Linked DNA regions of Homo sapiens: region 2 is linked to region 1. A link is a contact called in ENCODE Hi-C or POLR2A ChIA-PET data. All regions are on one chromosome and are shown on one strand. Each heading gives the region's core, a stretch centred on a gene start or an enhancer-like site at or near the end of the contact. The rest is flanking DNA. Distances are from core to core; before and after follow the strand shown.

Region 1 (5,402 bases), core at 217-2,716:
TACTCGGGGGTCAGGGACCCACTTGAGGAGACAGTCTGTCCGTTCTCAGATCTCAAACTCCGTGCTGGGAGAAGCACTACTCTCTTCAAAGCTGTCAGACGGACATTTAAGTCTGCAGAACTTTCTGCTGCCTTTTGTTCAGCTATGCCTTGCCCCCAGAGGTGGGGTCTACAGAGGCAGGCAGGCCTCCTTGAGCTGCGATGGGCTCCACCCAGTTCAAGCTTCCTGGCCACTTTGTTTATCTACTTAAGCCTCAGCAATGGCAGACGCCCCTCCCCCAGCCTCGCTGCTGCCTTGCAGTTTGATCTCAGACTGCTGTGGTAGCAGTGAGCCAGGCTCCGTGGGCGTGGGACCCTCTGAGCCAGTCACGGGATATAATCTTCTGGTGTGCCGTTTGCTAAGACCGTTGGAAAAGCACAGTATTAGGATGGGAGTGTCCCAATTTTCCAGGTACCGTCTATCATGGCTTCCCTTTGCTAAGAAAGGGAATTCCCTGATCCCTTGTGCTTCCCGGGTGAGGTCATGCCTCGCCCTGCTCTGTGGGCTGCACCCAGTGTCTGAGAAGCCCCAGTGAGATGAACCCGGTACCTCAGTTGGAAATGCAGAAATCACCCATCTTCTGCGTTGCTCATGCTGGGAGCTGTAGACTGGAGCTGTTCCTATTCGGCCACTTTGGAACCTCCCCCAAAACTTTAAATATTACATACATGGTGCTTGTTCAAAATGCTTTTACATGCATTTAATATACGGACAACTGTTTCATGCATAACTTTTTATCAAATTACAGCCGTGGAATGACAAGTTACAAATGTTAAGACAATGCTCAATCGCTTATACTACACTTTCAATGAACAGTATGTACAGTTTCTGTTAATGCCTTTATTTTCTATTATGTTTGTTCTGATTGCATACATTGAAATGCAATTTTACATTTATTTGAAACTAATAAAAAATTTGGGCTTGTATTTTGCACATATTTTCCCCATTTTTCTACTAATTCATTTTTACTGTATTTTATAGAAGTACCTTTTACTGACAGATTGGAAAAATAAAGAACCCATTCTTCCCCACGGATAATCTAATAAAGAACCTGTTCTTCCCCACGGATAATCTGGGAAGCTGCTCTAAGAGGCTCATCTAGAGGCAGACAATAAAAGGGTAGAAAGAATGAGGGCCCTGAAAAAAGCTTCTGGGAAAGTAAAAACCCGAACAAAGTTTCGATAACTAAGATTTTTTTCCTGGTTAAATACACTCAACCTGTATTTGGGGTGAGTGTTAGCCGGGTACAAAGGTAGACAAAAGTTCCGAGTGCCGCCGCAATCGTCTCCCACAACATGGGTCTGAGCTACTCAAAATGAGATTTGCCTTTGGAGAAGAGTTAAGGAGCAGGGGGCGTGGCGAGCAGCGTGAGATCATCGGGAAGCGCCGCTCGTGGCGGGGGCAGAGCCGGCGCGTCATTGTCGTCATCGTTGCCCGACCGCTTTCCGGGAGACTGGAGTCGAAGGCCGTGAGGTATTTTTCTAAGGTGTAGTTTCAGTTTTTCTCCTGCTCCTGTTTAACTCCGCTTTTCCTCTCCTGGGATTCCCCTGTCATCCTCTGGGCAGACTGAGAAAATCGGAGTTTGGCTGCGTAGCCTTCCAGGAATGCAGTCTCTCACAGCTCTTCGTTGGGGCAGCATTGTTGGCAGGTCCCCCACTTCCGCTTGTTTTGGGGCTGCTTGCAGGCTTTGGCTTACCCCGGCCCCTCATTTCTCTCTTTTGCTCCGGTCTCTCTCTTTTTCTTCGTTTGTTAACCACCCCCTTCTCAAATCTTGGAAGACGAAGAAATTAAAAACAAAAATCAAAAAACATTGAAGTCTTCACAATTTTCAGCTGTTTTCAATCTTGCTTAGGGAGAGAGGCTAAAGTGGAACGTCTAGGGGAGTAACTTTACTGTGTTAGCTCCGTTTATCATTCACATTCACAGACTGCCTGCTGCTGCAGTATTAGCTCATCTGAGATAGTGGGCTAATTTCGACCTTTAGCTGAAATCTGTAGTGGGTAATCCAAGAGAGCAGTTTTTCTTGATGACCCGGATAAGTTCAGTGTAACTCAAACTTGTTTCAAAATAGCTTTAATGTCCTCAATGTTTGCTGACTACAGTTCAGTTTTGGCTTGATAAAGATGTATTTGTCGCAATGAGATGTTTGCTATCCACTTATTAACCTATTAGGACTGTCTGATGGTGGACTGAACCAAGACTTAACCGTGATTTTTTAAAAAATTAAATTTAAAAATTTTGTGGGTACATAGGTGTATATATTTATGGGGTACACGAGATGTTTTGATACAGGCATGCAATATGTAAGAATCACATGGAAAATGGGGTATCCATCCCTTCAGGCACTTATCCTTTGTGTTACAAACAATCCAGTTATACTTTTAGTTATTTAACTCTGTATTTTTGATTCAAAAACAACAGATTAGCCCTATTGAAGTACAGAGAAATGTTTGTGTTTGGTGGAAATGATAGAACTCATTGTTTTGTTGAAAGATAGTGACAAGTGTGAATAACGGTTTTTCAAAATAAAATTCTCAGTCAAAAGATACTACAGCTGCCTTCAGTTAGCTGTGTTGTATGTATCACAGTTCAAAAGTAATGTAATTTTTTTCTTAACTGCTTTTACCTTTTCAAATGGCTCTTCATATGTATTATCTCAGCTACTGTTTCCAAAGTTGACCCTTCAAGCATGGCTCTAAATAGTTCACATTGGATTAGAGTATTTGGTAATTTTCACTTTTAGTAAAATACTATCTAATGTATTGAGTGCTAACTGAGCCAGGCCCCGTTCTAATGGCTTTTATCTAGTTTATTTAATCTGTGCAACAACACTATATACTCTTATTTCAGAAATAAGATAATTGTAATAATCAACTTCCATATGTTTTGGAAGGTAATTTTGCTGCTTGATTGCTGTAATTTTGGAAATGCTTTGAATTAAACTTTGAATAGAAGTGAATTTAATTTAATGTAATTGTTCATCTCAATCTTGAGCAATATCCTCGTAATTTATATACTCTCCTATTAGACTTTGGGATAAATTTATTTTTAGATGTTAATATATTTTTTAGAAAAGGAAGAAGTCTATATTTACTCAGGAATTGTACTGTGGGACTGAAGGAGAGTTACAGACAACACTAACATGGAGTCACTGTTTGCCCAAGACAGCAATATTTATTGAGAACTTGTGTGTACATTTCATTGTTATTTTCTCCTAAGATAATGCAGTGCGAAAAAGTCATTACAGTAATTCATTACAGTAATAGAATTCTGGTGCAACAACAGCAAATGGCTCTCAAATTCCAAAAAACAATCATGTTGGATTTGTTCTTTGGCTTAGTTCATAACTGTGTATAATTATTTGGTGTAGAGATGGGAAGAGCCCTGGAATGTACATTATCGTATGTTTGTTTGGATCCATGTGGTGACTTTCTAGTATCTGTAAGCTCAAACTGTAATCTGATATTAAGAGTTTCCAAAATTACGTCTTAGGTTACTTTGATTGGTTTTAGTTAGTAAACAAATAGTTGCTAACTAACTAATACATGACAAGACATTATGTTAGTGATGTGGAGTTCAAAATGTGCCTCGACATGAATCTTCCCTTGAGCAATAGCCCAGTGAGTAAATAACCAATGGAAAGGTAGGAGGAGAGGAGTGACATGATCTGACTTAGGTTTGTTTTATTTTATTTTATTTTACTTTATTGTCTTTTGTTTTCTTTTGTTTCCTTTCCTGCCCTGCTCTGCCCTTGCCCGCCCTGCCCCACCCCATCTCGCCCCTCTTTTCTTTTGGAGTCTCACTCTGTTGCTCAGGCTGGAGTGCAGTGGCACAATCTCGGCTCACTGCAACCTCCGCCTCCTGGGTTCCAACGATTCTCCTGCCTCAGCCTCCGGAGTAGCTGGGATTACAGGCACCCGTCGCCATGCCCAGCTAATTTTTTGTGTTTTTAGTAGAGTTAGGGTTTCACCATGTTGGCCAGGCTGGTCTCGAACCCCTGACCTCAGGTGATCCGCCTGTCTCAGCCTTCTAAAGTGCTGGGATTACAGGCGTCAGTCACTGCGCCCAGCCTGACTCACGTTTTAATAGAATCTTCTCTGGCTGCTGTGTTTAAGAATAGTTTGCTGTGGGGTGGGGTAGGTGAAAACCAGGAGACTAATCACGGAGGTGTTGTAGTTCAGATGAGATGATAACATCTTAACTGGCTGGAAAGAAGTGAAGGTGGAGAAGCAGTTTAATTTTAGATGTATTTTCTAGGAAAAGCAAACAGAATTGCTTACAGATTGAAAGTGAATTGTAAGAATAAGGTTATTGTCAAAGTTTGGGGCTTGAGCAACTAGAAGAAGGGAATTGCCATTAACTGAGAAGTAGAAAACTGTGGGAGGGGCAGGTTTGTGGGAAGATTCGGAGTTCAGTTAAGGACATGATAAGTTTTTGATGTCTGTTAGTCATCTAAGTGGAGATGTTGAGTAGGCAGTTGAATATGTTCATTCTGGACTTCAGAGTGGTCATTGCTGGAAACAGACGTTTGGGAATTGTCAGTGAACAGATGGTATTTAAAGTTGTGAGACCGGAGACAGTCGTTAAAGGAGTAAATGTAGACAGAAAAGAGAAGGGGCACAAGGCCTGAGTCCTTAGGCATTTTAACAAGTTGGGAAAATGAGGAATAACCACCAAATGAGACAGACTGAGCAGCCAGTGAGGGACAAGGACAATTTTGAGTCTGGTGTTGTAGAATTTACAGTAGAGTAGTATGTTCAGTTTTGTCAGGTGCAGCTGATGGATCAGGTGAAATGAAGATTGACACCTTTGGATTTATCAAGAACTTAAGGAGTGTTATTGATAGATATGTGATAATGTTAAGTCAAGCAGATAGTTGCACACCAGTGTGATAACTGTATTACAGTTATATTCAGAGAACCTTGGGAGCAGAGGAAGAAGAGACCACTTTTGTTTGGGAGGTATGGACACCTTTATAGAGGAGGGAGCATTTGAGGTGGGTTTTAAAGGATTGATAAGTTTCACTAGGCCAAGAAAATGGAGACTGTTATGAAGAGGAGGTTGATATGATTTGGGTATGTGTCTCCTCCAAATCTCTTGTTGAAATGTCACTTCCAGTGTTGGAGGTAGGCCTAGTGGGAGATATTTGGGTCATGGAGGCAGATTGAATGTCTTGGTTTGTCCTTGAGGTAATGAGTTGAGTTCTCACTCTATTAGTTCACTCCTAGAGCCGGTTGTTTAAAAGAACATGGAAGCTCCTCTTTCTCTTGCCACTTCTCCTGCCCTGTCACATGCCTGCTCCCCCTTTATCTCACCAAAAGCAGATGCTGACACTATGCTTCTTGTGTAGCCTGCAGAACTGG
Region 2 (5,342 bases), core at 1,545-4,044, 230 kb before region 1:
AAATCTACTTTTAGATAAACCAGCGCAGGCCTTAAACAAGGCATGCCACACCATTGCTGTTCCCCATCTGGTACTAATGACCTACTAGCCCTGGTTATTTTGAAAGTGTAATTCCCCTCTGACACAATATCCCTCACATACAAGATGGTGATGTACCACTCCCGAGAATATTCCCATCTGTATTTTGTGCTGATGTTCCTGCATCCAGTTGTTCTCGGTCATACTTTTGACCACTTGTGACTGGAGTTCAGTGGCCCTGGCAGGCTTGTCCTGCTCTTGACCATTCCACTGACTAACTTTGGTGTTTTGTTTCCAAGTTAAGTGATTCCTCCTTTTTTTTGTTCAATGTTAAATTTAAAAATAACAATGTGTATGGGTCCTCCCATGTGTAATATGGTAACATGTAACTTGCAGTGTTTGCCAGCTTTCAAAGCAGGCTTTGTGAAAATGTAATACAAACAGCAGTGAATGGGACTCAAATGTTGTGCTTCCTATAAACAGCTCCGCTCTTTCAGGGAAGGATGGTAACAAACTAGAAGGACAAATATGTACGTATTTATAACGTATTAAAACTCTTTTAAGTAGCTTAAGGTATTGTGCAATGGCCTAGCCTAGTAGAAATGGGGGAAAAGCATTGCTGTGGACCATTGTTAAAGTGACAGGAGTTGTAGGGTTACCCCTTTGACAAGCTTCCATAGTCTTCAGACACGCACATTGATGGCATCCCTACAGTCTTCTTCACTTGAACTTTGTAAAACTGCATATGGACCTGTAATCAACTTTTGATATTTCTTAATAAAGGCGTTGAAAATCATGCCCTGACTTGCATTCTTAATTTGGGCAATAATTATCTAGCAGGTGAATCCCTGCTCTAGGCCAGCTTCACTCAGGCCTGTATGCTACAGGATGACGGGGATGTATCCGGAGTAGAATTAGCACACCTATTCATGAATCAAGCCTGACCTTTTAGCAGGATTGCTCCAGCCAAGTTTAACAGGGCTAGCACAGGCCCAGGTGCTTGGCGGGCAATCAAAAAATGCTTGTACCTATCTCGCTCCATTACTCTTTCTGTGGTGACCCCTCCCCAGTTGGTGAGCTATGTGACTCAGTAGCAGGAGAGCAATGGTGCTATAATAGTGTGTGTACATCATGGTTGAGGCCTCCTTGCCTACTTCCAGCACCTTGCACAAAGCCCATATACCATACAGTTTAAGGATAAATTCCATAAGAAGGAAGTGAACTTCCTCTTGAAAAGTAACATGCTATTTTCCAATAATGTAATATTTACTTGGGCAGCACAAATCCTATAGTATTGGAAAAAGTTCGTTGGGGATTGTTTGTTTTTGCTACCTGTAAACCCTTCTTATAAGAAAATGCAAGCTACTGGGAGTATTTTTAAAAGTTGATTCATTGTAGAACTGAATTTGAAAGGCTGGCACTCAACACCTTTTCTACCTCCAAATCGCTTACCTGCAGTGATGCTGTACAGCCACCAGGGAACAGCAATGCCTTGCCTTTGGGGATCATAAATGATGTTAAAGGAGTGTAACATGTTTCTCAATAAGCTTGTGTTTTTTGTTTGTTTTTTTGTTTTTTTTTAAAGTCTTCATTACAATTGCTAAAACGTAAGTACTAACCCATTCCTAATGACTATTTTTTAAAACCAACACTCAATTATTTGAACAGACATTGAGATATTTAAAACAATGGATTTACTACAGAGGTTTTTCTTCCAGAATATCCAATAGAAATGCAGAGTGAATAAAAGATTTAAAATAAAAAGTGGGAACTACACAATTTAATATTTACTAATTTGATTAGTAAATATTTTCACTGGTGAAACAGGTTTTCAAGCCAGGGACTAGAGCTTGAGTATTTGTGTTGAGGGTGGAGACATTATCATGACTTTTGCAATAATCCACTCTTTTTTTTTTTTTTTTTTTTTGAGATGGAGTCTCACTCTGTCACCCAGACTGGAGTGCAGTGGCATGATCTTGTCTCACTGCAACCTCCACCTCCCAGGTTCAAGCAATTCTCCTGCCTCAGCCTCCTGAGTAGCTGGGATTACGGGCGTGTGCTACCACGCTCAGCTAATTTTTATATTTTTAGTAGAGATGGGGTTTCACCATGTTGGTCAAGCTGTTCTCAAACTCCTGACCTCGTGATCTACCTGCCTTGGCCTCCCAAAGGGCTGGGATTACAGGCGTGAGCCACTACGCTGGGCCCATACTTTTTTTTTTCTTTTTTAACTAAAGGCTTTATTTAGAGTTTGAAATGAGTCAAAGCAGACTTGGAGGAAACATGTCCTGGGATAGCTGCGCTGTTATCAGTGTCCCACAAACGAGCCAGAAGATGAGCCCTGGCAGAGCACCTGGAGCGTGGGAGTCCTGCTCACATCCTGGATGGTCACCACACCTTTCTCTGCCTCAGTTTGCTTATCTCTAAAATGAAGGGTTAGACTAGTAGAATTCTGAAGCCTTTTAAGAGTTATGGTTTGTTCCTCTATTTTATACTCCTTTAAAAAAAAAAGGGGAAAGTGTGTGTGCATATCTGTCTATGTCGTATGTGTATGTGTTTCCTTAGGGCCAGAAGTAAGGTTGAATCAAGGGAGTTGGGGAGGAGATGGAGATGAAGTAACAGAAAAACTTAACAGCTAATCTGCACGTTAAGTGATCGCTCCTGGCATATACTGTTCTACTTATGATTGGGCTCCAGCCCAGTCTCTCTGGCTACTTCTCACATAGCTCTCCTCCTACTCCAAAATTTGAGTGCTCAGCTATATCGAGCTGCTGAGTTGTAACTTTGCCCCTCAGCCATCTGGAAGGGCTATTTTTATACAAGTTGTAGCCACGTCTCTCTACCTCCAAGCATCAGATGGCTACCCAGAAGCTTGAGGAACTAGGCCATCCTTCCAATTATGATGATGACTAAAACACTTTTGAACAGGTGGAAGAATAGAAATGCCTTGAGTTTATATTTTGTGACACCTCGCTTACTGAGAAGTCACTTATCCAGCCATTTAAACTATCTGGATCACAGTTAAGAACAGAAAACATGCCAAAAAATAAAGATCCCTGTCACAGATGTCACCAAGTCCATTCACTAAAGGCTCGGGTCTTCTCCCAAGGCCTCTTGACTCCTGTTTTAGACACAATTCTAACATGTGGGGTGATCTGGTTTCTGACTCTTATGAAATTGGAAGTAGAACATGAAAGGGAAGAAGACAATTTGTAGAGGCAGATATACTGAAAATATTCTTTTTTTTTCAGAGAGGACAGAGAAAACTATAAAAAGCAGACAAAGTAAATCAAAAGAACAGTAGATGGGGACAACTGTATCCTGTAGGTACATAAATAATCCTGTATTAAACCACAGTAGTTTCTGTATATATCAAATAAAAATTGATAAGCCTAATGATATTCCTGATTCATTTAGAAAGAGGGCCCATTATCATCAGTAATGTATCATGGTTCAGTGTTTAAAAGCTCAGATTCTCCACCAAGCGCAGTGGCTCACGCCTGTAATCCCAGCACTTTGGGAAGCTGAAGCGAGTAGATCACTTCAGGTCAGGAGTTCAAGACCAGCCTGGCCAACATGGCAAAACCCCGTCTCTACTAAAAATGTAAAATTTACCCAGCATGGTGGTGCACGCCTGTAATCCCAGCTACTTGGGAGGCTGAGGAAGGAGAATCACTTGAACCCAGGAGGAGGAGGTTGCAGTGAGCCGGGATCATGCCACTGCACTCCAGCCTGGGCTTCAGAGGAGACTCCTTCTCAAAAAAAAAAAAAAAAAAAAAAAGTTCAGATTCTGGGCAAAAATACCTCAATTTAAATCCCAGCTCAGCTGTTTATTAGCTGTGTGGTCTTAGGCAAGTCACTTAATACCTCTGTGCCTCAATTTTCTCATTTGGAAAATGGAGATAATAGTATTTACCTTGCAGAATGGTTATGAGGATTAAATAAGTTAATGTACATTAAACCTTCAGAACAGTTCCTGGCACATAATATCATTATTTGGTATATTTCATTAAAAAAGAAAGGGAGCCTGGGCACGTTGGCTCATGTCTGTAATCCCAGCACTTTGGGGGGCCAATGCAGGTGGCTCGCTTGAGCCCAGGAGTTTGAGACCAGCCTAGGCAACATGGCCAAACCATGTCTCTATGAAAAACACAAAAATTAGCTGGGCGTGGTGGTGTGCAACTGTGGTCCCAGCTACTCAGGAGACTGAGGTGGAAGGATCTCTTGAGCCCTGGAAGTGGAGGTTGCAGTGAGCTGAGATCCTGCCACTACACTCCAGCCTGGGTGACACAGCAAGACTCTGTCTCAAAAAAAAAGAAAAAAAGAAAAGGAGCGATACATTTTCAAACAAAATTATTTAAAATGCCAAGAGAAAAACTAAAGGAGTTTAAAAAATAAAACTTATTTTCCTAAAATATTCCATGAATGGATTTCAGATAATGGCCAAACGTTATACTCTATTTTGATGCTTGGAAAGGTAAAATTTTTAATTATTTAAAAATAGTTTAAAATAGCATATTTTAAGATATGCTAGAAAGACTTTTTCCACAAACAGCCATCTTAAGTTTCCTATATAAAGACATAGTTTTGAAGAATATACAAACATCAAGACAGAATCAGAAAACTTAAGATTTTCTGATTAAAAAGTCAAGGTCAAGAATGATGTCAATTTCTTTTGTTATTTCTTTTAATCCTCTTAACCACCCTGTGAGGTAGGCAGGATGTGTCATGTCTCCATTTTACAGAGGAAAAATGTCTCAGAGATTCAAAAATAAGGCTCAAATTTAAACAGCTCATTTTATAAGAAGCTACTTTATTTGATCTTTAGTTTTCACATTTATGAAATGGTGATAATAACATTCACTTCACAACATGTGTTAGGATTAAATGATATATCATACGTAAAGCTCCTTGTTTTTCTTCTCCCCATCACTGTTCTCTTGACAAATGTATTTCATTTAAAATCACCTCATTACCTGCCCACTCTCCTGCAGTGTTTGTTTTTATAACCTGGTAGTTTTGCCTTAATTTGTTTGCAGCCTAGTAGGTAACTTGTTTTCCCAAAGAAAGTTTCTGTGGATATATTAATTGTTGCCAACAATTGTTGCCAACAAACAGAAGTATTCAGTTGCTAGAAACTCATTTGCCTATAGTTCTCTTTATAGCAAATTACTTGCATATAATCTTTTCTCTTTGAAGCCATGTTAACTACTATTAGAGCACTAGGTAAGACTAAAATTTTTCCTTAACAAGTAGGGTATTTCATTTCCCACTTGCTAACAAATGAAAAATACAGTATTTTTGGCCCTACGCTAGTACTTTAA

What was found. Hi-C counts contacts between places; a loop is a spot of excess contacts on that map. ChIA-PET counts read pairs that join two places held with the same protein, here RNA polymerase II (POLR2A). Pooled maps may share reads with other maps.
Region 2: a pooled map shows a loop between it and region 1 (2.6-fold over the local background). The contact joins the enhancer-like site here to the promoter of C1D in region 1. A Hi-C loop is called at or near these places in 2 of 168 maps with a recorded cell type or tissue (GM12878 and HCT116), 8 of 37 single-sample maps with no recorded cell type and 9 of 50 pooled maps. POLR2A ChIA-PET finds 5 or more read pairs at or near these places in 4 of 52 experiments (H1, MCF 10A, OCI-LY7 and 1 more).

What each region holds. Positions count from the first base shown.
Region 1 is chr2:68,059,068-68,064,469 of GRCh38, reverse strand. C1D (C1D nuclear receptor corepressor) reads left to right here and starts at 1,466. Exons shown (of 5, transcript NM_173177.3): 1 at 1,466-1,512. RefSeq lists enhancers at 1,115-1,615, 1,368-1,777, 699-1,898.
Region 2 is chr2:68,288,482-68,293,823 of GRCh38, reverse strand. All of the region lies in intron 1 of PPP3R1-AS1 (PPP3R1 and CNRIP1 antisense RNA 1), which reads right to left. It overlaps CNRIP1 (cannabinoid receptor interacting protein 1), which reads left to right. Exons shown (of 3, transcript NM_015463.3): 3 at 1-814. Among named protein-coding and RNA genes, the nearest start is that of CNRIP1, 29 kb to the left of the region's middle. Within about 2 kb of position 2,794, at least 2 of the 41 ENCODE cell types and tissues checked have a DNase peak (open chromatin) inside an H3K27ac peak, as active enhancers do.